Linked DNA regions of Homo sapiens: regions 2, 3 and 4 are each linked to region 1. The links are chromatin loops, found by intact Hi-C in ENCODE. Cell type or tissue: dorsolateral prefrontal cortex. All regions are shown on one strand. Each heading gives the region's core, and the rest is flanking DNA. Links, peaks and the distances in the headings are about the cores only.

Region 1 (7,549 bases), core at 1,634-6,633:
TAATCATATATAACATGACTATTTTATAAATGCAAAAGTTATTTCATTTAGTGCAAAAGTAGAATATTGCTATAGGATATTAAATACAGGATGTTAAGTCATTCTAGTTACTCTCTTTATAAAAGTGATATTGGTTGTATTGTATACAATTTGAAAAATGTAGAAAAATACAAAGAAGAAAATTAACATCAGTATTCATAGAAATAGCCAATATTAATATATAGTCTTCTTTCTTTTTATGAAAGTAGAATCTTAGAGTACATACAAGTTTTTTTTTTTTTTTTGAAATGGAGTCTTGCTTGCCCTGTCGCCCAGGCTGGAGTGCAGTGGCGCCATCTTGGCTCACTGCAACCCTCTGCCTCCTGGGTTCAAGCAATTCTCCTGCTTTAGCCTCCTGAGTAGTACATACAATTTTTATTCTGATTTTTGTTTGGGTTCTGACATTCACATGTATTAAATTTTTTTTTCAAAAACATGGTTCATGTTTGTTCAGTATAACTCATTAAAATGTTACTTATCGTTTGGAATTCAGGACCTCCCCAGCCATTAACGTTCAAGGAAAAACAATGCCTTTGTTTTGTATATAAATCTAAAACCACATACAGTAAGCCAAACATGTAATTCAAAAGGATAATTTCACAATAAAAGAGAAACTTGTAAATATTACAGGTTTTCACTTATAGAAATTAACTGAAAGCAGCTATATGGTCACAGAAGACTGTTGAAATACTGTTGGGATAAACGTAATGTTACCTACCCTAAAATTCTCCTCTTTGTGAATTAGATACGGGATAATCTAGCAATAAGCCTGGATAACCAGTCTTCTCCATCTCCTCCAGTTTTGATCCCACCACTCAGAATGTTTGCATCATGGCTGTTTAAGGCAAGTGGATATGTGTTTATTCCTTTATTGCGATTTCCTCTTCCTTTCTGAAATTGAGTTTGAAAAATGTAATTGCCCAAGACTGCATGTTTTGAAGACAGGCTGGGTCTTACTAAAGTAACTGCATCCCACATGTCCATAAACAACTCTTAAGGAAAACTGAGAAGTAAATGAAATGTTGAAATACTCTGCACCTGGGCTTGATTTAATCTGGAAACATCATCTCCTTGACAGGCGGCGACACTGCCAAATGAATATAAGGAAGGCAAACTACAAGCCTACAGGCTGATCTGTGCCATGATGACCAGACGCCAGGACGTTCTGCCAAACTCAGATTTCCTGGTGCATTTTTACCTTGTGATGCACCTGGGATTAACCAGCGAGGATCAGGTATTCTGCGACTCCTTTATTGTGATTGCCCATTAATTGGAAATAGCATATCACTCTTTAAAGACATTAGTAATATTTATGAAAATACATCAGAAGTGTTGAATTTCTCAGTAGTTTCAACTCTTTTACACACAGCAAGCACAATGGTCTTTCAAAAATGTAAATCAGGTTTCACATCCCTGCTTCTTCTCCCCACTGACTTTGCATTTGCATTGTGCCAACCAAATTTTAATTTTATTCTATGGCCTCTATGATCTAACCTCTGCCTGTGTTGTCAACCTCAAAATACTATTATAACCACTTTTTGTTTGGGTTCTGCATTAAATATGGTTTGAAGAAAGTGGTACTGATCATTTAAAAATGTTTGAAAATTGTTGTTTTAGTAGTTAGGATGTTTTTGTGAAAGACTTTACCTGTAAGATAGAAGATGAGTCCAGACATTTCTTGATAAGGAGTTATTTTAATTTCTCCCAATGCAATTTAAGTTTGGTTCAAGTTCGAACAGAAAGGCCCAAGGAGCCACTAGCTACCTCTTCCTCCTTGTAGGCCCTAGGTTTGGGAGATAGGGTGTGGCCAGACCCTGACCTTCCTCCCTTGGGAAGACTTCTGCCAGTTGAGGGAGATTACGGATAGGGACACATGGATTCTTGACTTGATTTGGGATATCAAGCAGGCAAGTGATGTGATTGATTTATGCTTCACAGAGATTCTGGACTGCATTTGGAAGATGGATTTGAAAATGTGATAGTAGGATAGAATCAGAGATTGGCCTGTAGATGGAGAACAATTAGGAAGTGTTTAATACAGATTTTAAAAAAATGATAAGAACTAAGCCGGTAGCATTGGGGATGGAAAGAAAGGAATAGAAAAGATTCAATAAATTTTAAGACATTTCATTTTATTACTAGGTTTTCTTAACCAATATAGAGGTATAGGGAGTGTTTGAGATTTACCCTTTAAATTGTAAATACTTATTAATGAACTTGAATCATTTATTAACTATCAAGTAACTGTCCTTTCTGCATTTTTTGTATTCGTTGAAGGTATGATGCAGACACACAGACCTTTTGATACCTCAGGGTACATGTAAGAAGTTATTCTCCTGATAAGCAAACTTTTTTTGTTGCTTTAGAATGTACTTGAATTTAAATAGTTTGCAGTATGTATTTCCCAATACTTACTTTGAGCTTTAAAAATCATTGAACTCTTATATGAAATAATAACCATACTGTCCTAGTGAGTAGTCTGTCATATTCATTGTGATTTTAGCAGTGTATAGAGGACATCCATGTAGCAGGCTGGCTTAGTCCCATAATCTCATTTATTTCCTAGATAAATGTAGAAATAGGAACACAAAGTAGAATTGTTTGTACTCCCTGCTCAAATATTTTACAGGCATCATTGCAAGTGGAAGCATCTTTTACAGAATGATGCAACTCAGGGTATGTGGAGGATTATGGGGTATAGAAAAGACAATTAACTCTCAGATAATAATGAACTCCTTCAGTGAAAGAAACAAAAGAGGAAGGTTTACTTAACAATACCCTACTTTAAAGAAGCCTTATGCTAATATTTTGCAGGAAAAAAAATTTACTTGGAAATAATAATCAACTATAGATCCTTCTCATTTTATAAAAACAAGTAAGTTAGCAGTAAACAATGTTCCTTAGAATGAATTTTTTAGAAAGTCACATAAATGAGTTTAGAATTGTCTTTCTATTTTAAGATGTGTTGATGTGGAAATGAAACAGTAAAATGAGATGAAATAAGAGTATATTATATAACATTTGAGAACCTGAAAAAAATTATTTTATAAATCATTTTCAAGAAATACAATTTTATAGTATAGACAAAAGAATTTCCAAATTTTGTGCTTAAAATTGTTTTTACATCTTAATGCATGTTATGTTTTTAATTAAGTTAAGGCTCAATATCTTTTATAGTTCATAGTGGAATACATAAATCTTAAAAGATGGTCCAATGCTAACAGTAATCCCAACATTCAGACTTCTAAGATGAAATGAGGATATCATAAATCTCTATTTAAAATCAGCCTATTATTTAGGCTTAGTTAGAAGCTTGAATTTTTATGTGAGTTTAATAGAGTTGACTGTTTTCTTTAACCTTAACAATTATTGTTATATATTTTAGAAGCGCTGACTGTCTGCCAAACAGAATTACTCTAAGTAAACTTTATTCCTTTGCCAGATGAAAATTACGCAGAAGACCTAATGAAAGAAACTTTTTTTCATTTAAGTTAAGAAATGTCTCTGGTAATTAGTTTAACTTTTGATCCACACGTCTAAATAGATCATAGTGGTTGTTTCAGAACTTATGTAATTCTGGAAACACATGTTATATTAATTATAAAAAGAAAAGAAAGCATTTATGGTAGAGAATACAGTTAAATTCAATTTTTTAATTAACAAACTATGTACCTGTGACTGGTACCATCTCAGGGCTTCTTTCTATTTTGTGAGAATTCTCAAAGGGCCACACTTTTATGTATCCTAGCAGCAAAAGGATTTATTTATGCAGAGAGAACCTTATGAAAGATGTCCTGTGTTTTTAAATAAATAATCATAAATAATTGTTTAAAATTGAACATTATCAGTTTTGTCTCACAAATAAAATCCAAGGTGGGTTTCTTCCTTTTGCCTCTGGGTGGCACACTTGTCTGCACGACGCAGCTTTGTGGTTCATGGGCCTTTGAACATTATGCTTTGTATGGCTTGGTTGTTTCATGAAGTTCTTTCTTAAATCTGAAGGTATCAAAATTATGTCAGTAGTGACCAATAAAGTGTTGAATTAAATAAGTTATAAGATGCTAAAAAGTATTTTCAAACATAATGATGTTCATAGTAATTGAAGACATTTTTTAGTTTAAAAAACAATTTGTAAAGTAGATGTCTCATGAGTTGTGTTCTCTGGCAATCCTGGAAAGTTATAGTTTCATCTAATATGATAGCAAATTTATTATGTAAACAGACATGACCATTTGTATCTTAAAAAATAATAATACATATACCAAACAGCCAGAAAAATGTAGTGCATTCCAAAGCAACTGTTTTTAGTATTTTTAACCAGTTTTGGTTATCCTAATAACTTATGTAATACTAACACAATGAATTTATCAAGTAGTATTTCCCCCGGTACATATGTAACATGGGTTCGTGGTTGATTGGTGTGATCGAAAACATGGTTTGAAATGGCTTTATTTTTTCCTTGACAATGAATTTTTTTTAAAAATTGATGTTAGTGGTTTACAAAATAATTAGGATTATAAACAGTTCCAAAATAACTATAAATTATGAAGAAAATTTGGCGTGACTTTCAGGGCTACCCGGCCTGCCTGTGAAGGAGTCTCCCAGTACGCTTCCCTCTGCTCAGCTGCTTTGTGTCTGAGGGTGGGCTGGTGATGGTGCTTAGGAGTATTTATTTCTTCAGCACTCACAGTGCTGGACTCTGTGCTGGGGACTGCATGATGTTGTACTATTGAATCTTCTCTGCAATTCAATTCAATAAATACCATGGCCTATTTTATTTTATTTTATTTTATTTTATTTTATTTTATTTTATTTTATTTTATTTTATTTTATTATTGCTTTTTTTTTTAGAGATGGGGTATCGCTCCATTGCCCAGGCTGGAGCGCAGTGACACAATCATAGCTCACTGGGCTCAAGCAGTCCTCCCGTCTTGGCCTCCCAAAATGCTGGGATTACAGGTGTGAGCCATAGTACCCAGGCCCCTGAGGCCCATTTTATAAATAATGAAACTTCAAAAAAATATCTAAAACTTTTGCCCAGTGCCACAGGCTAAAAAGCCTGTTAGAATTCACATACAGGCTTGGCTTATTCCACCAGGTATGTTTTCTTTTATTGATTCACAGCAAGCGTATTGGTCCAACAGCCTTGATGTTGTTTCTCCCTTCCGTTTTATTTTGCCTGGGCTCTGCCCTTGGTCCTACTCCACTTCAGAATCCTCCTTATTAAACTACCCTGCCCCAACCTGGAAAGACCTTTCCACAGTTGCCTTCTCAGTTCTTCATCATCCTTCAGTTTCTCTTCTAAAGCTGTTTCTTGTTGTTCTCAGTTTTTCCTAACACTTAAGCAGCTTTTTCACATCAGAATTCCCCAAAATAGTTTGACATGAAAGAACCTATGATTTGGATTTATTAAAAACAGTTTTTATTAATTTCATGATTATTTAAAACAGATGGAAAGATCAATATGTGTGAAATGGAAAAGGACAGTTGAGGAAAGGAATTTTATTTTCATGTTTGTAAGAACATGTATCAGAGACTGGAAGGTTTTCTTTGCTTAAAATAAGTGAGCTATTTTTTAACAATGACTTACAGATTTAATGTCTTAATGTAATTTGTCTGTTATACATCAAAGTTAAATTCTCTTTTAAATGCAAAGCCTACATTAATGTAAAATTATTGTTGCAAATATGCATATAGACATTTTGGGAAATGTGGGTCTTTGTCATTTTCATCTATAATATTGTGTTTTATAATGCACCAAAAAAGCATGAGGCCTCTCTCCAATGCAGAAGTGTTTGTTGTTCTGCCCTGAAGTAACATATTTGGATCATAACAGCATAAAGTTAAGATCTAGTGTAATAGAGTGTGATAAAGTGTATTGGTTAAGAGCATGGACCTCAAGTCAGCTTGTCTGATTTCCTGTCTTGGCTTTGTTACTTATTAGCCAAATCATTTGGGTTTGCTGTGCTCTGGCTCCCTTATCTATCGAATGAGGATAATAATAGTGCCTACCTCAGAGGGTTGTTTGAAGACTTGAAAGAGGTAAAAACATGTAATGCATTCAGTCTGGATCATGGATATGATCCCTTAGTAAGCATGAGCTCTTGTAATAATATTAAGGGTAAGGAGAAGAACAGCAACACCATCATTTATTTCTGATATCTTAAAGTGTTGATTTTTTTTCTTTCTCCATATACATTTTCTTACTTTGAACATAATGATTTGACTAAAAAACATAACTAGGCATTGTGGAATTTTACAACGTGTGGAGAAATAACCACTCCCTGTGCTGTAGACAGACATACCGATTGATACATTTGTTTTACCCATGTATGCTTATGATCCAGAAATGCTTCTTTTGTGTCCATGGCTATCGGCTCACTTTCCCTCACTTTTCACCCCACCCAATGAGCCTCTGTACAAGGAAAGCTAGAAAGCTGAACACTGCATGTCCCAGACTCCTTGCAGCTGGGTTGGCATTGACCCAGGTTCTGTCCAGCAGAGACACCAGCCAACATGGCACTTGAAGGTAGATGTGGGGAGTGGTGGGCAGCAGCACAGGGGGATCTGGGTCCTCCTGTCATGGAGGTTCTGCTCCGGCACCACCATCACTGTTGAGATGAGCAGACAGTGGGCTCTGCTGGAACAGCCTTGTGATGTGGCTGGGTGTTCCTGCTTACCAGCTTTTTCCTGGCTGTGGAGATTTGTGATTGGTTCCCTGGCACTTCTAGACATTCTCCAGACCATCTAACACCCTCATAGAAGTCTCTTTCTTCTTAATCTCAAAACAGTGGATTCTCTTGCCTGCAAGTAAGACCCTGGCTCAGCCAGTAACTGCTCTGCAAAGTGCTGTGCTGGTCACTGGCAATACATGATCAACACTGGTTCATATTTCAGTTGCTGAATGCACTTGAGCATTAATTTAATTTTTGTATTTTTAAAATTTTAGCCACTTATTTTGTAGGCAATAATATTTAGCTTGTAGGAACATTTTGCTTTCATTTAACTCCACATTTTTATGAACGTTTTGTCACATCAATGTTAAAAAAAACCATAATTTTAAACATCATATATAGAGCAGTATTCTATCACAGAAGTCAAAGTAGTTCATGATTTTCTTAACGGGTGTTACAACCCCCTCTCATGAGGTATATGATGGAATAATATAATAATAAACAGTCGTTTGTAAAAAGATCCCATGAGGCCCCTCAGTGAGCATTAAGACTCAGCAGTGAGCTTTGAAAGCAAGGTGCAGGGGTGATACTTGTAAATTGGCCATACCTGACTCTTTTAATAACCCCAGACAGCCTGTATCATGCAGTCATATGTAATAATTGCATCACCTTTTCTCAGACAAAGAATTGTTCTTTGCTGAAAATTTAGACTTGTTACTATGGAACCATATATGTTAGATAAACATAAATTTCAAAGTATATTTAAGGTGAAACATAAGTGAGTATTCAGTTCCAGGAAAGGTAAAGAATTAGGATGGCAAATTGGAGGCCTTGTT
Region 2 (7,549 bases), core at 869-5,868, 130 kb after region 1:
GGCACTTAGTAATAAATTGGGAGAGTGACTTGAGCCAAGCCAGGTCACGTCTCCTAGTCTCCGTTTCCATGCCTGGGAAAAGAGATGGTAAATAAATCCTACACGAAAAGTAATTAGTACAGGGCCTGCTAGAGACAGTGGCCTAATGAATGTGCTTTTCTTCCCCTTTTGCACATTGGGCCTTTCCCAATGAAAGGTGACCCAAAGTTTGCTCAGGAGAAACAAGAAGTCAGAAGAACAACACAATTTTACGCCTTTTTTTCTAAAGGATTTATTTCTCAGCCTCCATTTTGCATAAATAAGTACTCTGTAAGGATGAAGTAAATATATATGAATTTAGTTGTTTGGGGGGAAATACATATATATAAATAATTAGTCCGTCTTTTAGTCTGATAGCTTGAAACTCCATTTTGTTTTCAGTCAAATGTGAGAGTCTTCCTGGCAACCCCAGCTTGACCCTGTCTTTGGATCTGGAGCTAGAAACCCAGATTGGACAGTTGGCGTGCGTGCAGTCCCGAGCGCACTGCCTGGCAGCCCCGGGCCCATGCTGCCTGTGGTCCCTGGTGGCTGAGTCACCCTGATCACTGCCTCTGAGGGCTGTACCGTGAACATACCCTGGAACTTAGCAGGGACACTAAAAGGGATAAAGGGAGTCAGTCCCAAAGGCAATCTCTCAACCTTCTTTGTGCCATGGATGTCTTGCACTTCTCAGAATGTTTGTAAATGCAGAACATAAAGCATATAGGATTCCAGAGTACATCAGTTATAGTGAAATGCTTTCTAAAGCAAATGCATATATAGTAATATAGGAATGCCTTTATTCATGCATTAAATACCAAGCTCTAGTAGTAGGTCCAATAATCATTATAATTTTGAAGCAGTAATGAGCAGAATCAATATTTTGAGACACTGGTAACAATATAATGCGTCATGAAAATATCTGATTTCTACTGGTGACACAGTCACAGGTAGTATCACTGTGGTATGTTCCTATTTATAACGGAAAGAAATGTTTCATTTCAGCTAGAGGATAGGATAGTGAGAATGAAGATGTGCTTTTTTACCATCCAAGTTCAGGGACCCCTGGAATTTTGATCATCACCCAGAAGATCCCCATGGGGTCCATTGACCCATATTAAGAACCACTCTTTGCGGGATTCATAAGAACCACGGAGTCAGGATCCACTGGAACCACTGCAGTGTTGTTCCTTCAGCCAGCTAGCCTGCGAGAGTGGTTTCTGAGACTCTGTAGGTATGGGGCCTGTTCTCTGGGTGCTAGATATACCACAGTTCCTGCCCGCATGGAACTTCCATTCCAGTGGAAGAGGCTGACAGCAAGCAAGCTAGATCATGAAAATCCAGGGAAGTTAGAGCATGGTGAGTACTGAGGAGAAAAATGAAGCCAAGAAAAGGAGAATGAAGGGTCTGGATCACAGTGCCTCCTGAGAAAAGCTGGCATTTGAGCAAAGACCTGAAGGAGGTGAGGGAGGCAGCCAGACAGGGGTCTTGGAAGAGCATCCCAGGCAGAGGGCACAGCACACACACATCGTGTGTGTGAAGTGTGGGAAGGGCTCCACACCACAGAGGTGACAGCAGGGGCAGGCACCCAGTGGGGCAGGGCCTTGCCAGCCACAGTAAGGACTTCCGCTTTTCCTGTGAGGTGGGAGCCATCTGAAGGCTGAACGGAGGACGGCACCATCCCTGAAAGCCTCCTGCTGCTGGGTACAGAGGCCAGAAGAGGTAGGAGGCCACAGCCATAATCCAGGAACGAAATGACAATGGCGTGGCCTGGATGGTGGCGTGTGGTGGTGACAAGTGGTCAGGTTCTGGATTGATGGGGATTTGTGGCCAGATGAGACGTGGCATGTCAGAGGGTGCAGAGTCATGTGTGCCTCAGTGACCAGGCGGTCTTCAGGACGTTCAGAGTGGTTTGTGGTTGCCAGTCTCCTTAATTTCCCCATTTACAGGAGGTGAACTTCTGTTTGAATTAATAATGCCAACATTTATTGAGCTAACATTTATGAAATTATACATATTATGTATTCCCATGTGAACAGATGGTTTGTGTTCAGATGCCATTGTGCAGAGGAGGCCACAGGACCCAGGGAGGATGGGGACCTTGCCAAGGTCCCACCGGCAGCATTCAGAGCTCGGAGCCTCCCGTCAGTTAGTTAGCCCCGGAGCTTGGTCTCCCCGGTGCGGCTGCCATGATGGCCAATGCACAGGCTCGGATGAGGTGGCGCCCTGGCCGCCCGCCCGTGGCAGGGATTAGATCAGGCATGGCACATGAGTGTGTCTGGCAGGACGTAGTGGGCAGTCAAAATGGCAGTTTCCTGCCTCCCTCCCTTCCAGGAGCCTGGGGCTTGACGCATTGCCTCTCCCAGAACGCTACTCACCCGACTAGGCCAGGGTTTTATTCTTTTTTCTATTTAGATTACTCTTCGGCCTCCAACCTTATGGCAGCAGAGACGACAGTGTCAACACATTGAAGCCTTCGTGAGCCATCCAGTGTTTGTCTCCCCAGGGGAAGTGAGATGGCTTCCCTGGGCTGGTGTTCTATGCCTTTGTGTCCTGGCCAGGGCCCAGGACCGGCTGATGGCAGGGACACTTTGCCGTCTTACTCATGTATTGCCGTGACGCTTAAATACACTTTATCAACCACTACCAGTTTTTTCTTCATATTAGGGATGGCATTGGAAGAAGGAATAGATAAGTAACGTGTTTGAGCAAAGAAAGATCTACCCTATTAAATTGTTTTATCTGGTAGGGATGGTATTTAAATAGACTGAAATCTTTTTAGAAAACTCATGCAAAGCACATGTGTAGAGAACTTGATCTGATTTACTTGGAACATGGAAGTACTAAGGATTTCAGTAGCTCTGGTTTCTTCGTGGGGTTTTATTTGAAGGGTCCTGGAAGCACTGTATGCTGGAGGCTGCTGTATTTCCTGAGGAGCAAAGTGGCCTGAGAGAGAGGGAGCAATGTCCACAGGCAGGTCTGTGATTTAGGCAGACAGACGGGGAAATGTCTGGGGCCCAGCGGGCTTTTCCAAGTAATCTGTTACTGTCTGGTATTAGGGTTAGACCATATGAAATGCTGCTTTTGCAGGTTAAAAATCAGCAATTTTGTATGATTCAACTTGATACATAACTCACCCCATTTCAAGACTTGAGCAGCTACAGTATTTATGGGATTGTTCATTTAAACAGAACTTAGAACAATAAATTTCTAAGAATTTTTACTAATCCTGCTCACAGACTAATCTTGATTCTTGTCCATGTGAGCTCAATCCAGAGCAGTCCCTGAAAGGCCATAGATCTAGTGCAGTTCCTGCCTGTGGCAGTGTCCACAGACACATCCCAGTGTCGGGGTCCCTCGTTCCCTTCGTGAAGAGAACAGAGCCACCTCTTTTCACCACACTGGGACTCCGGGGCAGCATCAGCCTGCCTCCTTCTTTGCTAAAAATCACACTGTGCCACATCTTTATCCTGCCCCCAAGTGGAGAGACGCACATGCTCCTCCCACTTTGCTATGGCACAGCATTGTCAGCTCTGCAGCAGCCAACATTCTAGTAAGGGTGTGACCCCTGTTCCCTACTCTTCTCCTTCAGATATAATATGATTCCGTACACTTTATTCAAGAGTTCATTCTTTACTGTCCTTCCTTTTTTGCTCTGTATTAGCTGCATTTATGTAAATTTTTCTCCCCCAAATGACAGTGCCCTTAACTGTAGATGCTGTTATGCATCCTTTTCCTCAGCTGCTCCCAGCATCTAGCAGAGTACGCGCTGTCTGCCCAGGGTGGTGAACACCCTCCATCTCTGAAGTGTTGCTTCTGCCTCTGCGTCATGGACTTTAGTTCCATATTGTTGCAGCATTCGCCTGTCCCTCCCATGCCTCCCATGACCATTTTCTTCATCCAGGGCTGAGTTTAGAGCCAGGGGATCTGGCATCAACACCCAGGTGGCTGTGCAGGGCCTCCTTGAGGAAAAGGGTCTGCAGTATCCACCACTTTTAGATACCTTGCACCTCAAGCATTGGCAAACATGGCATTCAAGAATCGTAGGTGAAGAACAGAGTCCACATTGGAGCCATCTCTCTGTGATGTCCCGTCAGCTTCTGGGCATGGGGTAGGACACAGGAGAATAACTTGTAGATTTGTTTTTCATAAGTTCACTTTGAATGCCTTTCTCTAAAAGAAAACTTTTTTGAGACATGGTCTCACTGTGTTGCCCACGCTAGAGTGCAGTGGTGCAATCACAGTTCACTGCAGCCTTGACCTCCCAGGCTCAAGCGATCCTCCAGCCTCATCCTCCCAAGTAACCAAGACTACAGACATGCACCATCACACCCATCTAGTTTTTAATGTGTTAGTAGAGACGGGGTCTCATCACGTTGTCCAGACTGGCCTCAAACTCCTGGGTTCAAAATATACTCCTGCATCAGCTTCCTAAAGTGCTGGGATTACATGCATGAGCCACTGCTCCCAGCCTCTAAGAGGAATTTTAATATAGTCCTCTACCCAAACAGATGAAAGGCAATGGCAGACTGCTTTAAAACAAACACATCCCATGCAGAACGTGGTCATCTCCTCCTGGTCTTCACTTCTGAGCATTTGGCCATGCTGGTGGCCTCCGTCTGTTTTTAGTGTTAGGATATCAGAGGCTCACCTGCATCCATTTCTGGTTGTGGCTGAAACAGTCCCCTGCACAGCTCACAGGGGACTGAGAGTGTTTCTGCTTGCTTTTAAGGTGCTTTTTACAACCTTTTCCATCTCATCAGGCTTTGAACTTATTAATTTTAAAATCCAAGGCCTCGTTGCTGACTGTGGATTTTAGCTCTGCACTTTTCCCGGGACCCCCACAGAGGAACTACTGGCATTTCCCATGAGTTCCCATGAGAGGCCAGTGTGTGTGGCTATGAGCAACTTTTGTTTGGGAGAGACTAACCATGTGTATTAAAATTTGTTTTATTTTTGTCTTCATTTTGCTTTTATACACTTTATTCCTCACTGCTGGACCTTGCTAAATTACTAGAGCTTTGATTTTTCAGGGGCTTTTTCAGGCCCCCAGATGAACAAGTCATGGACTTCCCAGTACATCACCACCCCTTCTCCCTCTTCCTCCCTACTACAGAGAGCTTACAACTGCATGCCATGTCTGAGTACAAAGAACATGGCCAAAACCTTCATCTACATGGCTGTTAAGTATACTTTACTATATAAAATACATATCATGCAGTATTTTGTTATTTGATCTACTTTCTGTTCTGATAAATTTCGGAATTTCACTGATGTATACTGGATTTTGAAGTATTTTAGCACTTGTCTGTTGTGTGGTGAAGCAGAGATGCTAATCCTGGTCCTTCGTGAGCATCGTCTTCATCTCACAAAAACATCCAGACTATCTCATTTATCAGCTGACCTTGTCTCTGTGGTCCTTTGGTCAAAGGTCTTTGTGGTCCTTTTTAAGTAAGGGCTTATTTTAAATGAGCTGAGTAGGTTTGTTTGGGGAGTACTTATACTTGTTGGACCTCATCTGAGAAACATTTCAGCCTCATGAGATAAGTCAAACTGTTGGTGCAGCTTGCACAGAAAAGTACTGCGTTTTTAGGTTGCATTTGTATTGATACCTTACATCAAAGAGCTTATTCCTGTTTTCTCACAGGCTAGCAGCCTCTGGAGATATCCTGTGCCTGGCTGCAGCTTCTCCAAATCCCCTCAGCCCCTTGCAGGGTTTGAGTGCTCCTCCTAGTTTCTTTCTCTCACCTCTTTTAAGATATTGTATGAGAAGCCCCTCCCTGCCCAACCACCTTTTTGGGCTCTGGTTAAATTACTAGGTGGAACCATATGAAATTGCTAATATTGGTTTGCCTATCACCTAATCTTGAACTCGGAGCCTTAATTTCTTCAGCTATAAAGTGAGAGTAACAATACTTTCTTCATAGGATTTTGTGAGAATTATTCAAGATAATTTGGGCACACAATTGACTGGCACATAGTAGGACTGATAATTATGTCTGAATGGAGAGACAAATGGATAGAAGTGTTACTAGATGTTTGTTGGCATCACATGAAATGACCCAATGGCTTGCCACTAAATTTGCATAGTCATTCTTAAAATGCAGGCTCTTTAGAATGGGGAGAATTCACTTAGGAGATTCTTGGTGCTCACGAGTGAGCCAGATGTGCACCTCCAGACAGCTGGAGCGGAGGCTCTGCCCATGCACCAAGTGCTGCTGGGCAGTCAGATCAACCAGTCACTTTCACATGGACAGCTTGAGGGTGGACAATTGCAGAGTTGGAGTATTTAATGATAATGATGATTCTCCCTGGTAAAAAGAGGAAGCGGGCTAGTTTTAAAAAATATTCAGAAATGAGGCTATTTGGAGAGATTAGAATTCATTTTTTTTTTCAAAATCATTCTAAATAAATAAATAGTTTTTTGTTTTCCCATGTATGTATAGCATGGTGGAATGTATTTTCCAGTGTTTCCGAATATTGAAATAGTCTGCTATTTAGTCTCTCTCAAAGAATCATTAACTTTACATCAAGATGTTCTAAGGAAATGCTGTGGCTCTTGTTTTTAATTTTCTTCCACTCAGGGGGATTAGGTGGCATTACCAAGTGATTTAAAAATCCAGGTAGGTGCCTTTAATTTGTGCTGAAAAAATCCAAAAGCTCATTAAGTGACTTGCTGAAATGAATATATACGGCGCTCACCTTTGAAAAGGTTAGCACCGTCACGAGCTCAGGGAGCCACTGCTTGGTCACTCTCCACCCTGCCCTTAGTTGTTTAACCCATGGTAATCACCTGGTTTGTGACACAAGGCAGCTCCTTATAACCAGCAAAGGAGAGCCCTGGCAGCCCTCCACTACAGGCACAATGAGACAGTCACAGTCTTGGATCCGTCTCTGTAGAAAATGTACCTACGTGTTTTATTCCATAGTGGTCGGGTCATCAAGGGAAAATAAACATAGCTTCCTCTCATGAATTCTGACAGTGAAGACGATCACCAGCCTTGGAACAACGGTGGTTCCTATTTCACAGTCCTTACTGTTTCTCGCACCAACTGCTTCTTTAAAAAATTACATGACTTTAATGACCAAAATATAATTTATTATTAGTTACAAGTTAACTGATGTATAACCCATTTATCTCTCCCATTAAGTCTGTGCAAGTAATATTAGTGGATGTTTCTCATTGAAGATAGCCCCTACTTCAACTTTGCATAGAGGAAAAACCCGGGACACAGGCCTCTTGTAGACATTATGGCTGCATAGAGAGGTGCACACATGCTATAGAAGTGACATTTGGAACCATCAGATAATAATTGCATATATTTATGGGGTACAGTGTGATGTTGTGATACATGTATACATTGCAGGTTGATTAGATCAGGCTAATCAACTATTACTTCACATACTTACATTTATTTGTGGTGAGAACACTTAAAATCTGCTCCCTTTGCAATTTTGAAATCTATAATACATTATTACCTACAGTCACCATGCTTAATTTTTTTGCATATGGCCATCCTCCCATCTCAAG
Region 3 (7,549 bases), core at 1,492-6,491, 120 kb after region 1:
CAAATTCATTAGTGAATGACACACTGTATTTTACACAAAGGTCTCTCCTGGGATGTAATCTTTGTTTCGAGCTCTGTGGCCTTTTAAACTCTATGCTGATCATCTCACCTTTAAGGCCACTTTCACTAATCTGCACCTCACAGGCCACTGCATCCTTTCCATTTTTCACAGAGTACAGATAACACCTTCGGAGAACCCCTTAAGTTGAGCTTAGCTCACAGGAAAACTTCTGAGAAACAAGTTTTTCTCCAAGAACCAGGTAGTTCTCTCTCATATTTACACACATCCTGCCCTACGATATAGAGGTGCAAGGTGCATTTCTTGCTGGAGATGATCATTCAGTAAAATGTCTTTTACTTAGGGCTTAAAAAAATCTTGACAAAAAATAATCAACTGATTCTGATAATCTGATAATCTCATTCATATTCCTAGACACCAATTCTGAAAAGTCCAAAAGCATTTTTTTCGTTAGTGTACTCATTCATTCAACAAAATACCCATCGGCCATTTCCTGTATGCCAGGCACTGTGCTGTTGCTGTGGGTGCACAAATGGAAGGCCCGGTGCCCACCCTGGAGGGGCTCTTTGTTGAATACAGAGCACATTAGGGAAGAGAGCAGTGCACAGTTTCCTCATGGCTGTGATGCAGAGTGCAGCCCAGAGCCTCAAGGCGTCCCACAGAGGGCCTGTGACCTGGCAATTGGAGGGTGAATAGGCGTCACAGGGACTTGATGGAAGAAAGGAGCATTCAGAAAAAGTAAACGACTTTCAGCGGAAAAGAGCCTTTGGTAAACCTGGAACCATCAAGAAACTTGGTGATCTTGGAGCTTCAGATGCTGCTAGGAGCCCAAACCCACCCCCCGCAGTAATCAGATTGGGGTCCACAGCACCCAGATGTGCACACATCACTCCCTCCCCTTCTTATCGCTGTCTCATCTCACTGTGTCTGCCAGACACCTTCCCCCATCTCATGCCATAGACCCCTCACTCATAAGGAGATGTGCTACTGTCTTGTCTTGTGTGAGAAGAACAAGACCAGGAGGTGAAGCTGCTTGGAGCTGTCCTCTTGGGTCACCTGGAGAGACATCTGTTTACTTAGCTGCACCATTCTTTGCTCTGTCCCAGGCACTAAGAACCTCACATATTTTATTCAGTTATTAAGCAATCCTATCAGGAAGGCACAATTATGATCCTATTTTAATGTATTATGCAAACGCAATGCAATGTCTTAACACAATCTATTATGTCACAAACTTTTTTATGTTTAAAAAATATAGTTGAGGGAACAGAAGCCCAGAAAAGTTAAATAACTTGCCTGAGGCCACACAGTTTTGTGAATGGTAACCAGGACCTGAACCAGCAGCAGCTGCTCCACCTGTGCCATCAACTCACGGCTCCCCACCACCCCAGTGCCTGGTCAACACCTCTCCATCAGGACCCAAAGATGCCTGTGGAATTTTACTTGCATTTCAGTGCAACATTTTAAATCATGTTGGATCTGTTGGTCGGATTTATAACTTGTGATTTACAGCTGATTTTGATAAGCCACAAATACCAGTATCATGCTTTAATGAGACTGAAGGCATGAACGAGCAGATTCTACTCTTGAGGCTGTTGTGGGAACATGCCGGCCGACATTGCACTTACCCCTCTGAAGGCCGGCATTGTCGCCAGGCTCATTAGCATCCACGCTCCTCGCTGGGCCGTTGCCGCTTGCTAGCTTACCAGCTGTTCCTGCTGCTCCGTACAATGTCGGATGTGTTCAGCTCACTGGGTTCCTGTCCTCGCCGCCGGGAGGAGACAGCCCTTCCGCTGGGGATACCCACGTGGCTGCCTGTCAGCGGTGGCACCGAATAAAGTAATAGGCCTTCGCATGGCATATGGTGTCTGGATTCGTACAAGATGCAAAACTCTTCTGCAGCTAATGCACGATGACTCATAGCATTGCTAATTTTTCAAACAAAAGCTGACTTCCACACCCACACTTTTAACCCCTCCAGCTAAAACGTCTTGAGTTGCAAAGCTCTACAATGGTGACTTTTGGGTCACTATATAAAATTTGTTATACTTACTGAAAGTGTATGAAACGATTTGCTTTACTTTGGATTGAAGTTATTTTAAATTTCTATTTTAAGTTTATTTCCTCTCTATATGGGGAATTTTTAAGCTTTAACTTTCAATTTCTTTTTTACATTGGAAGAGTCAAAACAGTTTGGTAGATTTATTTTAAAAGCTGTTATTAGAAAATCGGTCAGAAGACACTGTATTAGTTGAACACTTGTAATTGTTTAGTAGAAGTTAACTTTCTCTTTTAAAAGCTTCATAGAAACTACTGCCTAATGCTCTTATCAATTCAGGTGTGGAGCATTTCAAGCTCACATTATAGTATTTTAAAGCTATAAGAGAATGTTGATTCTTTTGTGGAATATGATTTTGCATAGTCTCTTCTAGTATACTAAATAAGGCCCACTTAACCAAATTCTGGCAACAGAAATTTAGATTATAAATTTATATTAAAATGTCCATTTTTCAAACTAGAAAATAAATACATGGGATCTTCTAAAAGAATGTCCCTCCTAAACTTTGGATCAGTTGTGCTAATAGATAGCTACATTCAATCTGAGACCTTAAGTACTAAAATAAGGCAGTTATTTGCATTTACACAATCAGGCCTCCCTTTGAAGTAGTGATCAAAATATTGGTTCTTTTATAAATAACCTTTTACTGAACATTTTATTTAAACATTTCAGAGTCAGGAATTGCAACCATGAAATGATTAGGCAGTTTCTAATTATGGATCAGTAAGTGTTTTGTAGCCAGTCTGGCACATGAGCACTTTTGCAATCAGAATTTGGCAAATGAATGAATTTATAAAGGAACTTCAACCTAAGAGGGTAATATAGATTTTTTTAAAAATAGATTACTTTTTGGAAGCCCAAAAGATGTCTTTTGGGGAGCAGGCTAGACACTCAGAATTGATGTTTCATTTTGGTTTCATGTTTAAGTCTGAAGTTTTTGCTTTCTGATCTACAGATAGGAATTCAAATGCACATCTAACTTATAAAGGGCATTCTATTCTCTGAAAATGAAACAAAAATATATAAAATTTCTAAGTGGGCCTCACTTTCTATATTCCAGTTTTGATGCCATTTTTCAAGCATGCTCTCTAATTTTGCTCTTTGCCATTGGAAATAAGCTGGTGTGTATTTGGTGTGCCTAAAAATTTATTAGGCACTTAAAATTCTCCACGTTTGGCATATGTGAGGATTTCTAGTTTTGCTTTCACTGCCTTGAGTTTGAGAGCTATGTTTGTTGTTGCTCCTACTAGTACTTTTATTTTATCCTATTACCACTCATTTTTATGAAATGAGGGCAAAATTCACTGGAGTATTCAAATAATTACCTAAGGACAGAAGTGGAGACACTGCTGAGCCTGAACTCTTGGTCAGTAGTTAGTGTCTGCATGTAACTGATAAAATGCTTTCTCATCAGCCAATGGACCAGAGAGTAAACTCAGCTCCAAAAGGCAGTTTGGAACATCAGTGCACGATGTGCAAAAGCGCAGGCTGATCACAGGCACCCAGAAGGACTGTTGGACCATTATTCTCACTCTTGGCGACAACCCTGCAGAATGGGACTGTGTTAACCCACAGATGGGGAGAGTGAAGCTCGAGGAAGCTGGGTCTTGGCCTGGGGCCCACAGCCAGGGCAGGGCTGGGATGAGAGCCCAGACCAACCTGACTCTATGGCCGCCTGCTGTTTCTCATTTGTGCACACTTTTGACCTAAGAATAGGAGACCATCAAAATGATATAGCTTTCAGAAAGTGAAGCAATTCCAATTAGTTTTAGCTTGTTCTCTCATTATTGTTACCAAGTGAATCCTAGCCTTTTAAACCTTGATTGTATGGAATAAATATGAAAACAAAATTATCGTTAAGTTAGGATGGAAAGTATTCCCGTTTTGATACCATGTGTACATCTCTTACACCTAAATACATGTAGCTTCCAAATTAAAAAGCAGTGAAAATATTAAGTTTAAATATTCTTACTGGCATATCCCACTTAGAGTCCATCCCAAAATAAGCATCTAATTGATGTTAGTTAGTGTGCTTTTGCCTTGAGAAATAGTTGAGGACGCAGTTCCATCACAGTGATTTTTCTGTCTTTTTGCTAGCAAGATATTTATTTGTATATGTGGAATCCATTTATATTCTACCTCTCTCTAAAATAGATTTGAAAGAGCTTACATAAAGGCCATGTATAATGAGAAAGAGAAAATCAAAGCCCAGGAAGCGAGGATGAAAATAAGAGTATCATCTGAAGGCATACAGAGAATCCACAGTCATGGCTCTGGCAGCAGAGCAGGGCATCCCCATTGACTACTGCTGACCTCTAATGCTTGCTGTAAGGTGTAGCTACCACATGTCTTCGGGCCATTCTTGTTCTAAAGTTGTCAATTACTGTTAATGAAATTATATTTTGTATAAGTTGGAAGACATAATAGGTCATTCTAACCTAATAAGTTCCAGACAACAGCATATATTTATAGGAAATTTTTAATATCAAAATGATTTCTATTCTACCCCATGAGTTCAAAAGATATCTTTGGAGCAGACATGCAAGTTCATGTGCATCACAAGCTAATTAGGTCCGGGGGAAAAAAAAAAGTTAAGGGCTTAACAATAGCTGAAAAAGTGAAGAATTAATTAGTGACAGGGGAAAGTATGATTGAAAAATAATCTTAATGCCCACATTAGCTGGCTAGCTGCTTTTGCTAAGCCTTTTAGTTTAAAAAGCCCAAGTACCTGACATTTTGCATCTGTTTTTCTGTGAAGATAAAAGGAAACTTGAGTGTCTTATTCTCAATAATGGATTTTATGTGACAAAAAGGTTTCTGCTCCCTTCATTTCCATGGCCAGGCATTTTTATATTATTGCCCCACCGACTGTCATTTCATGTTTAACTCTTTGTAGACTCACACAGCTTTCCTCAACCCTGGGGATGGTCTGGGATTGAATGATGTCAAAGCCTCTCTGTGTACTAGGTGCTTCCATGCATGTTGGTCTTCTTGTTACCATGTTGCAGGACTTGTTGCCCTATAATCCAGCTCTTCTCTCAGGTTTGTTTACTTGTGATCACTATGTAATCATTCATTTTATGGAGCTTCATTAAGGACTGCAAACCTCTGTCCCAATTTAGCGTCATTCAAGCGTAGGTAGCATCCATCTGCTCCACCCGCACTGTTTAATTAATGAACTTCATAATGTGTTTTTGCCTGTGAAAAGCTCTCTGTCTCCTCAGGTTGTTAAATAAGATGTGCATTCCAGGTTTTCTGTGTTAAGATTCTAGAAAACCCGCCATGGGAGGTGCTAATTATGGACTCACCGAACTCCTGTTAAGTCGTAACTTGAAGGCAGATTTACCTTTTTTTTTTTTTTTCAATATACATTCATAAACCCAAAGTCAGGTCGCTTTTTGAGTAAGTAAATCACTGGTCAGTTTTCATAGTCATTCTCTTCACTGAGAGTAAAGATTAACATTTTTTTAAAGCTATATTTTCTTTCAGTACCCTAAAAATATATTTGTTACTTTGAGGTTTTTCCTTCTGAAATTAAAGTTGTAGAAATGCTTGAATGTCAAAAATGCTATTTCTGTTTTCCAATATCTTTTCGTAGAATTGCCTGGGAAACTTTGTAGGATAGATTCTATTAAAAATAATGGAGTAACAACTGTGTTTCTTGGAAAATAGTAACACTCAAGTAATATATTTTTTAAATTTCATTATCTGTTTAATTATTAGTGTGTTCTAAAATTCTGTCTGGATTTAGAGGTGTTTTGTTGGCACCTCTTCAAAGACCTGATAAATTTGATATTATATGGCAGATAGCATAAAACTAGCCACATTCATTTACTTAACACATCTATTAACTAAGACCAGGAGCTTAATCCTGATTTTTAACAACCGGACAACCTATGGATTATCTGCCTTTTCTTAAAGACTATTTAACATTGAGATTAAACTACACTCTACTCGGTCAAGTACTCTCAAGTCCTAGAAAAAATTCTTTCTGTCTTGAAATATGATAGAGTTCTACATTCATGTTGTATTCAGCTCTTTTCATCACAATATTAACTCTTATTTCTATAATGGTGAAAAATACATCTGAATATTCATTTTTCAAAAACAATTTTTACTTACCCCCATCCAAACTGGGGAGGGACTATATTTGTGTTCTCATCTAGCCATTATAAAGTTAATACATTGGAAAAAATGAACGTTAAAGTTGTTTCACATTAAGTACCCCATGTTCCATGAGGATAAAAGCAAAAGGGATTAAGAGTTGGAAGAATAATTGGAGCACAAGGAAGGCAGAATGATGCCCCCTTGTTTCTCTCCCTTCTCTAACATTTGTAGAATTGCATGCATCAGGGACCTGGCACATTGCTGGCTACACTGAGGATGCGGGGCAGAGATCCTCAGATACTGTCGATGTGGCTCAGTCCAGTAGGCAAGAGACTGTCCTACCTCATCCTCTCTACAGGTGCCCAGAAAAAGAGCTTCATGATGACAAAAAAATGAGAGACATTGTGAGATGAGTTCCACTCCTTATTTTATGTTGGGTTGAAGTGCATGAAGTTGTTGATATTTGACTGTTTGACCTAGTTAAAAAAAAAAAAAAGGCAATTTGATATAATTCAACCTAATTTTTTGCATTACAAAGCATAGAGAATATGTGAATAGCAACTTTGTTTACTAACCAGAGGAATCTGTGCACAGGTGCTGTGATGAGGGTTTAGCTGCCTTGACAGGACATCTGCCAGGGCTCAGGATTGTGTTTGTGAAGCTTCTCTGGAGCCCCTTGCTGTTGAGCTCTCTGCATCTTGAACCATTTTGGCCTCTCTTCGGGACCATCTTTTTCCTTTAGTGTTGTGTTTGTGTAGCTGGTTTCTCTGGGCATTGTGCCCAGTGAATGTTATTTTTGTTTATTGTATGCAGTGTCTCCAATCCTGTTTTCATGATAAAGTCTTTAAAAATCAATTAACAAATGAAATGCATCTTTGCCTGGGAAACTTTCGAATTGCTTGCCATGTTAGCAAATTCTCAATACTGCCACCAAGTCAGACAGCTGACCTCCTTCTGGTGCTGGACAATGGATAGCCCCCTTCCTTTATCAACCCATTGAAAAAGAGACTCAAACCACTTTTATCTTAATGAAATGAAAAGCACAAATGGAAAAAAGTTATCTTTGCTTTATATGCAATTGTATTAAAATGTTGAAATCTACAAGCAAGATAATTAAAATGCTATCCCTGCCAATCAGCTGAGAAATCAGTTTAACTGGGGTTTGACTTCATGACAAATGGGCCATCAAACTAAAACTTAGCAGAACTATGGCAGCCTGAGAGTTCCAGAGTGGAATTTGGCCTTAGAACATTTCCTAAGTGCGAGTTTGGGCACAGCCAGCCAAAGAGGCTCGGTGACTTGTCACTCCAGAGAATGCCTGCAGTGTCCTCACCCTGTCACAGCCTCAGACACATTTTGAATCTG
Region 4 (7,549 bases), core at 1,174-6,173, 100 kb after region 1:
TTTTAAAATAAACGTCCACTTCAATAGAACAATAGTCTCAATGGCATTCACCATCTCTACTCGCTGTAACTATCAGCATTTGATGGAGAGAACTGGGCTGCCTAAGAAAAAATAATTTTGTATCTCATTCTTTCACAAGTGAAATGTACTTTCATTTTCAGTTAACATATGTGTTTGATAGTACCAGAGTGTCCCCTCTTAGACCCATGACTTTGGAATCTCATTGCTAAATTCTGCTACGAATTTTCACATCTTCAAAAATGACTCCTCTCCCTAAAGCTATAACAACCTTGTTTCTTTCTTGTTCAGTGGGATCTTTGGTTCTTTTTCCTGGACAGATCTTTATTTTTTCCATTCATCTCCATACATTTCAGAAAATAAGTCAAATGGTACCATGTGTTCTATTTTGCCGGGCAGCACCAGTTAGCATTCGTCAACATTTACAGTGCCCCTGCCATGTGCCAGGCACAGTCGTTGCCGCTAGGAATAGAAATGTGAAGATACTCCAAATGAGGGGCCAATGTTTGTTCATGGACCAGGCTTTGAAAGAGCACATCATATTATCACATTTGAGAATGACAGATGCTTCCATATGGCAGAGTATAGAATACACACACACACACACACACACACACAAACACACACACACACACACACAGGATGGAGGTGATGGAAACATTTAAGGGGCCATGGACGGGGTTCTGAGAGAGAGCAGGGGTCTCGTCGAAGGCAGTGGCAGGGATGATGGATTGGATATCTAGGTAAAGGAGGTGGACTAAGTCAGTGTGGGACCTGCTAGATTTGTGGGGGTGTGGAGAGAATGAGAAGAATAGAACGGTGGTCTCTTGGTGGTATGAGAACAGAATCGCAGACAGAACTCTCTGGGCCATTTGAAGAAATGGCTTGAAAGGAGGGGGCAGAGATAAAGAAAGACGGGAATAGGAGAGAATGGTTTCACAGAAAAGCAGGAAAGAGAGAAATGAAGGGTTAGTTTCAGCAGACTGGCCAAGAAAGAGACATCCTACTGGGTGGTTTTATTCATGACTGGTTCTAGCAGACTCAAGTCTTCACCTGGAGGATTGGGTATAAGAGGACCTAGAACTGAATTACTGCAAGGTAAGATGTTAAAACATATCAGATAGTAGCAGCACCACAAAGAAACACTCCTGAGTGAGGTCAACACGTGCCTGTGAATGAAAAATGCATGGGGAGAGGGGCTGCATTGAAGAGCGGCAGCCAGAATGGAGTTATACCCCCAGATGGGAGGGATGGCCATGCTTTTCTAATCCAAATTTCTAAACAGGCCCAAAGCAAAATATAGCTGTAGTGGGGATTTCTACTACTTGATATCAGCTCTGACATACATTCAACCAAAGGTGACATGTGTTTGATAAATTCCTGGCTGGCAGACAATCTCATCTCTCTTCTGAGAGATGCAAACAAGAGGCACTACTATTTTTGTTTTGGATCCATTTCTTAGTAATTTGAAGGAATGGATTTTTGACGTTGGACGTTGCAAAAAGTAATGAGCTTTCAGTAGAGTTTGTATAAGAATGGGAGGGAAAAAAGAAGAAGAAGAATGGGAAAAAAATGTTGGTAGACCTGTACCCTAGACACTTGGGAAGCACCTTACAAAAAGAAGAGTTCAGAGGAAGAAATAGCATATTCCCCTGGGTGGGCTGAGACTGTAAAAGGGAATGAGGAATTAGAGATTTTTAATAAGGGGATTTTTATTAAAAACTTAAAATTATTCCTCTGAGAAAGAAAAAGGGGAGGCCTGGAGGAGCAACCAATATAGCTGCACAAGGTTGCGTTCTCTGATGCGTTCATAGTTAAAATACTCACATCAAGATTCAAAGAGGAGCTCTTGACTCTGTAAATTAGCAGGTGGGCACTGTTAGCCAGTATCTGAATGACTTCCGTCTTCTCTATCACATCTCCTTCAAATGGGAAGGGACAGAGAAGTGCCTAAGTGGATAAATTAAAACTCAAGTCGCTAAGAATACAATCAATCAATCAATCAATCAATCAATCAATGGCTCTTGCACCTAAGCTCCAGACTGCAGGGCCACGTGTATCTGGCTGTAGAACAAATAATCTCAGAACCACAAGAAATATTTTTTTAGAAATCATGTAGAATAAAGGATGTACCCAAAATTGGAAACAGGAAAATATTTTGTTTTCAAAAAGGATTAAAGGATGAATTTTGGAATGTTGCATGGATCCTTTGTAAAATTATTAGACTAGGTTACTAAATAGCCTGTGAGCCTTCAGAAATGAATATGTTGACAAAGTATCCGGAACACACTTACTGTGTGTTTTATAAGATTACTATTTTCGGAGATTAGAGGAAGCATATACATCTTGATTTTGGTAAAATATAAAATAAAATACTATCATCTGGCAGGTATAAGAGAGAAATATGGGCCCCTGAGAGTTGGGTGATTTCACTGTGACCAAATCTAAAATACATTAATTCATGGGCACCAGTCAGCAAGAAGCTTTGTGTGTCTTGTATGGTTTCGATGCCACAGCTTTGCTGTTAACCCGTCTTCCAGTCAGCAGTTTTTTCAGTAACTTTCATAAAGGTCTAAAACATGTTTATCAAGCCACCATTTGTCAGAAAGCTGAGAGGGTTAACTAATTTGACACGATGCAAAGTCACACATTAGGATTATCTCAACAGATGAGAGACTTCCAGGCCCAAGCCAGCAAGATGAGGTTTAAGAGGGCAAAATGTAACGTTATGTACTGGGCTTTGGATAATCAGCTGCCTGAGTACAGGGTGAGAGTGATGTGGTTTCATAGCAGTCATTGTGAACAATGTCTGAGGATTTCGGTTGGCCACAGATTGGAGATGAGAGATGAGAGTGATGCAACAGCCAGCCACACCAGCATTCTCTTGAGACCTCTGCATAGGAAACATGAGGTCCAGTCACAGGAACTACGGCCTGTGCTCCTGCAGCCTCAGGGAGCATCCAAAGGTGGTGTGCAGCCCTGGGGCCACATTTTAAAAGGGACCTCGACCAACCCAGAGCCAATCCAGAGAAATTGTAACCAAATGGAGAGCCATTAAAACCAAGAAGTAATTGTTTCAGGAGTCTGAGAGGTATTAAAAGAGGATGGCAGTCTGCAGAACTGTGACCAGTGAATAGAAGCAACCAGGAAGCAGCTTTATCTCAGTGTCAAGTCAAACATTCAAAAACCAGAGTGGGCAGACCAGCTGCCAGCACACCAAATCCAGCCCACAGATGGGCTTTGTTTTAACTGCAGTTGTCCTCCTCACATTACCAAAAAACTAAACTAAAAATTGAGTTTGTCAGCCATGCTGAAAAATTGGGAGAGTTTGCATTTTTAAAAAATCTAGACTTTTGACTTCTCCTGAAGAATCAGAATATCTGACCCTATGGGGCCTTCCTTCTACTGACAGCAGTCTCTCCACAGAATATGTGCTGTCACGGTCACCACAGTCCCTCCTGGTGTCTCCCCAGTGCTGAGGCCTGGTGCCAGGCACCACCACCATGGCACCCACCATTTGGTCTCTCTGAGTTGGTGAGAGGGCTAATGGGCCAAGCAGGTAAAACAGTGCCTGTTCCTTGGTGAAAGCCCAGCAAACGTTACCTGCAATTGTTGTATATTATCAGCCTGGCCCTTGCAGATACTGGAGTTTCAAACCTCTGTTGTAAAAATGGAACCACCTAACTGTGGAGTTAGGCCTCAGGAAATATTTACTTTTTTACCATTGTGGGTATTAAAATAAAGGCTGGTAGAATGCTGTTCATTCAGTGCCTTGCAGAAGGTCCTCTTCTGTGTGAAAGGCTGGTTCCCTGGGGTAGGAGCTGCCCTCCACTCTTGGTGCATGGAAATGAGGCCCGTGAGAAGTGCGAAGGTGCAGGAGAAATCTCGAGAGAAGGTGGTACACTCTGCTATTTTTGCTATAGAGTGACATCTCACTGTTAGAAAAAAGACCATCCCTTCAGAAGTTATTCTCAACCTCACAGCCTGTGGAGAAACCAGGCTGATGCTCCCCCTAGGGGAATATCAGGAACAGCCTCATTCTTCCTTCTTTCTCTCTTTCCCCCCTCTCTCAGCTCCATCCCCAGTGGGTCACTGCATCTCACTACCAACCATCATAGGGAGCGTGCTGCTTCCCACTGGGATGACCCCTAACCTGGGAGTCTCCTCTCAGCCACTCTGCTATACCCCACCCTTCACACTGCCCTTGAGGCCCTCCTGTGCCAAGGACCCCTCACCCTCCCATAGTCGTCTCTGCTCTGACTCACTCCTTGCCAGCCTGAACCTCCTCTATCCTCTGTCTCAGATGTGGCACTCTTGCCACAGTGCTGGCTTTCCCAGTGGGGGCCTTGTGTCCATTCTGCTGCTGTCCCCTAGTATGAGAGAGTGTGTGTGTGTGTGTGTGTGTGTGTGTGTGTGTGTGTGTGTGTGTGTGAAGGCCTGCGGGGGGAGGGAAGAAGCTGGAGAGTAATTTGGTAAGAAACATTTTGGAAAACAGAAGCCAAAAGTAAATCATATTTTATAAAATGATACTTTTTCAAAATTGAAGGCCTTAATTGCCTAAGGTGAAATATAGCCTTAGGAATAGAATATGTATGCATATGTATGTATATAAATATACATTAACTCTCTCTTTTCCATTTTTGAATGTTTAGTTTACAGCTGGATCCTGAACACTTAAAATAGCACCTGACACATAGTAGGAACTCAAAAATAGATAGGATTCAAGAGGAAGCAAATAATTTTTACCGAAAAATTGGTTTTTGTGTTTTTTTCTTCTTACTGGGTGTTTTGTGCATATTTTTATTGTGCTCTAAATAATCATTCTAACATTATCACCCCTAAGTTGTTGAAGCACATTTATATGGAAATCTTGGCAATTAGAATGGTAACTTCATATTTGATTTTAAATTAACAGAATCTTATTGAGATCACTATAAAGGAAGTGATCCCATTTTCTTAGAGCCATTAGTTTATTTAGTTGGTTTTTGAAAGAGAGATTGAATTCAAACATTGTTAAAGTCAGAAACCTTGCAGACAAGAAGGAAGTGGGAGGGAAATGTACCATCAAAGCCTTGGCCTCCTGAGAAAGGAGTGACTCTCTAGACCTGGGTCAGAAAGAAGTGTCTGAAAAGGCCTAATTTCATTGTCAGAGTCCATTTATAAATCCTAGGGACCTAGTTGTGGTTTTTTGTTTTTAACTCTTAATTGTATGTAAATTGTATACACATAAATAAAACAGGCTTGTAATGCCTAAAGGAAGCTCTCCATGGCTCTGAGACTGGGAGCGGGCGGGCCTTGGCTGAGCATGCAAATACTGACAGCTGAAGTCACTTGTTGGAAAGTCCGCAAACTCTGGTTACAGCTGCATTTGTCAGTAGCTTTAAGGGAAGTGTAATCAGCCAGAGAGATTAATTTGCATCTCAATTAGAAAAGAGTCTGGAGGAAGCACTAGGGTCTGTTGCGGGAAGGTTGTGGAAGAAATCTCACCAAGCACAAAAGCCTCCTGGCGCTTCGTCCTCCAGCTGAGTGGAGGACAATATCTGAGGTTTCGTTTCCATAGGGACCAGAAGCCTGCTGGGCCCCAGAAGAATCTCGGGTTTGCACCGTAATCATTTGGTCATGATGACACAAATTCCACTGTTGTTCCCAAATACATTTTTGCTATTAGAAAGCTGTTAGAAAAGTGGAAATGGTCATCATATCAAAAGCATGCAAGAGGGTATTTGCTGACCCAACTTACCTTTTTCATAGTGCTGCTAGGATTGCTAAGCATTTAACATTTATTAATGTCTGAGTATTCAAAGAGCAAAAGGTCATTCCATAAATGACAATATTTCTTTAGCATTCAGATGGTTACTTTGGGAATGACAGAGCTTCAAAGGGAGCCATTATTCCTGATTCTTCCACACTTTTCAGCAGTAGGCAAACAAGATTATAAATTTTAAAACACAGGCAAGGAAGAGACATGGAATCTTCTGGCCATGAAGCATAGAAAAAAGTCTGGCCATTACAAGACTTTTTATAATCCTAATGAATCCTAATAAAAATCATAATTTAAAAAAGCACAAAGTAGTCTAAATTTATTAATTTTCCCTTTAAATATTATCTAGTCATTTTCATAGGCTTTGATACTTATATCACACGGCTCCTTTGTTTTCAGAGGAGTTCTTAATATTATCAAAAGCGGGTACAAAGCCTGGTGAGATCTAAAGCTGTCTGAACCGTTTATCCATGCCAAATCACTTACTCAACCAGGAAGGCCCACCCTTGGCATTTTTGGAAGAAGACTTTTATTTCAGGTTTATTTTGTTCTCTCTTAAATAGTTAATTCATTGGCCCCAGCTTCAAAGTGAGAAAACAAACAAAAAACAGTGAGACAGAAAAAAAAAAAACTGAATCCTACATTATAAACTGTTGACTACAAACTGAATTCTTTAACAAAAAAAAAAAAAGTCAGGGTTTTAAGCCCATCCTCCTATTCTGGAAAGGGAAGGGAACAAGTTTCCTAAAGACAATCTCTTCTGGTGCCCACAGACTGAAATAACACATTGCAGTGAGACATCAGAACCTCTTAATCCAACATTAATCAAATTTCAGTTTACTAATTATCAGTCCCATGTTGAAAGGAACAGAATGCCATAAACAGCATCCACAGAACGTTTAGTGGACTCTGGGATTATAAGCAATATTTTGAAAGTGAGACTTTCTGTTATTCAAATCTCTAAAAAGGATAATACATACCTTATTAGAATAAGAGACGCTGCAAAGCCAAAGAAGGACAAAGCAGGCAAGTCCAAATGGTGGTCCCTTCTGTGCAGAGTCTGCCCTGGCGTATACAGTGAGCTCCCAGCAGGTTTCCGTGCTGGAGTAATTTGCAACACACTCAAGTAAATTTTTTAATGAAAGCAGAATACTTTTTTGGTAATCTAGGGGTGAGTACGACCCAAATGCCATCATGTTAGCCTTGAAAGGGTGTCCTTTCTGTTTTACTACTGAGGAATTTTACCACACTCTAAAAGGGGTACTTTGAATTTTGTGCTTCAGATACATTTCTGAGGCCCTGTGCTTTGAAAGCCTTAGATAGAGACCATTGGGGCCAGGGTGGAGGAAGGAAGGATACTGCAGGGTTCTGTGCTGGTGCCCACTCCCTTTTCTCCTCCGTGATGATCAGGTGTCCCGTGTGCCAGCCCTAGGGAGTCCAGATGCACTTTAATGTTTACATTGTGTTTTGCACATGGCTTTAACACATTCAACTTGAGAAGTGCACAGCTGCTTTCGTTTCTAGTAGGATAGCATGTCCCCAAAATGCCACAATATTTTAAATAGCCAACTCTTGGGTGATTTCTCATTATTCCTTAGAAAACCTACACCTGATATTCTGTATGTTCAGATGGTCTTTTTGTAACTCTTTTCATCAGAATCACAAAAATGAAATGCTACAATGTTTAGTGGCTTATGATTTTTATCTTTCCTTAGCTTATTTTTTCTAATGCTTTATTTCGGTCTTCAATCTTCCTCTTTGGTCCTAGGA

Evidence for each region. Hi-C counts contacts between places; a loop is a spot of excess contacts. Peaks named below come from ENCODE experiments on the same cell type or tissue, not always from the same donor. Only the 100,000 strongest peaks of a DNase experiment are listed, where the experiment ranks them.
Region 2: a loop joins it to region 1, with 4 times the contacts of the local background. A loop is called at or near these places in 3 of 110 quality-filtered maps.
Region 3: a loop joins it to region 1, with 4 times the contacts of the local background. A loop is called at or near these places in 11 of 110 quality-filtered maps.
Region 4: a loop joins it to region 1, with 3 times the contacts of the local background. A loop is called at or near these places in 11 of 110 quality-filtered maps.

Annotation. Positions count from the first base shown.
Region 1 is chr20:20,565,182-20,572,730 of GRCh38, reverse strand. It overlaps RALGAPA2 (Ral GTPase activating protein catalytic subunit alpha 2), which reads left to right. Exons shown (of 40, transcript NM_020343.4): 22 at 785-883; 23 at 1,118-1,273. Among named protein-coding and RNA genes, the nearest start is that of RALGAPA2, 140 kb to the left of the region's middle. In dorsolateral prefrontal cortex, for the core only: CTCF peaks have their summits at 3,731 and 3,954 (motif pointing right); DNase peaks (open chromatin) are centred at 3,950 and 6,539.
Region 2 is chr20:20,431,596-20,439,144 of GRCh38, reverse strand. All of the region lies in intron 37 of RALGAPA2 (Ral GTPase activating protein catalytic subunit alpha 2), which reads left to right. Among named protein-coding and RNA genes, the nearest start is that of INSM1, 67 kb to the right of the region's middle. In dorsolateral prefrontal cortex, for the core only: a CTCF peak has its summit at 3,504 (motif pointing left); a DNase peak (open chromatin) is centred at 3,470; H3K27ac peaks cover 674 bases.
Region 3 is chr20:20,446,764-20,454,312 of GRCh38, reverse strand. All of the region lies in intron 37 of RALGAPA2 (Ral GTPase activating protein catalytic subunit alpha 2), which reads left to right. Among named protein-coding and RNA genes, the nearest start is that of INSM1, 82 kb to the right of the region's middle. RefSeq lists an enhancer at 1,434-1,543. In dorsolateral prefrontal cortex, for the core only: CTCF peaks have their summits at 3,448 and 3,649; DNase peaks (open chromatin) are centred at 1,742 and 3,652; H3K4me3 peaks cover 1,358 bases; H3K27ac peaks cover 2,986 bases.
Region 4 is chr20:20,462,051-20,469,599 of GRCh38, reverse strand. The region is part of intron 37 of RALGAPA2 (Ral GTPase activating protein catalytic subunit alpha 2); the gene reads left to right. Among named protein-coding and RNA genes, the nearest start is that of INSM1, 98 kb to the right of the region's middle. RefSeq lists an enhancer at 5,582-5,631. In dorsolateral prefrontal cortex, for the core only: a CTCF peak has its summit at 4,047; DNase peaks (open chromatin) are centred at 4,053, 4,259 and 5,319; H3K4me3 peaks cover 602 bases; H3K27ac peaks cover 3,375 bases.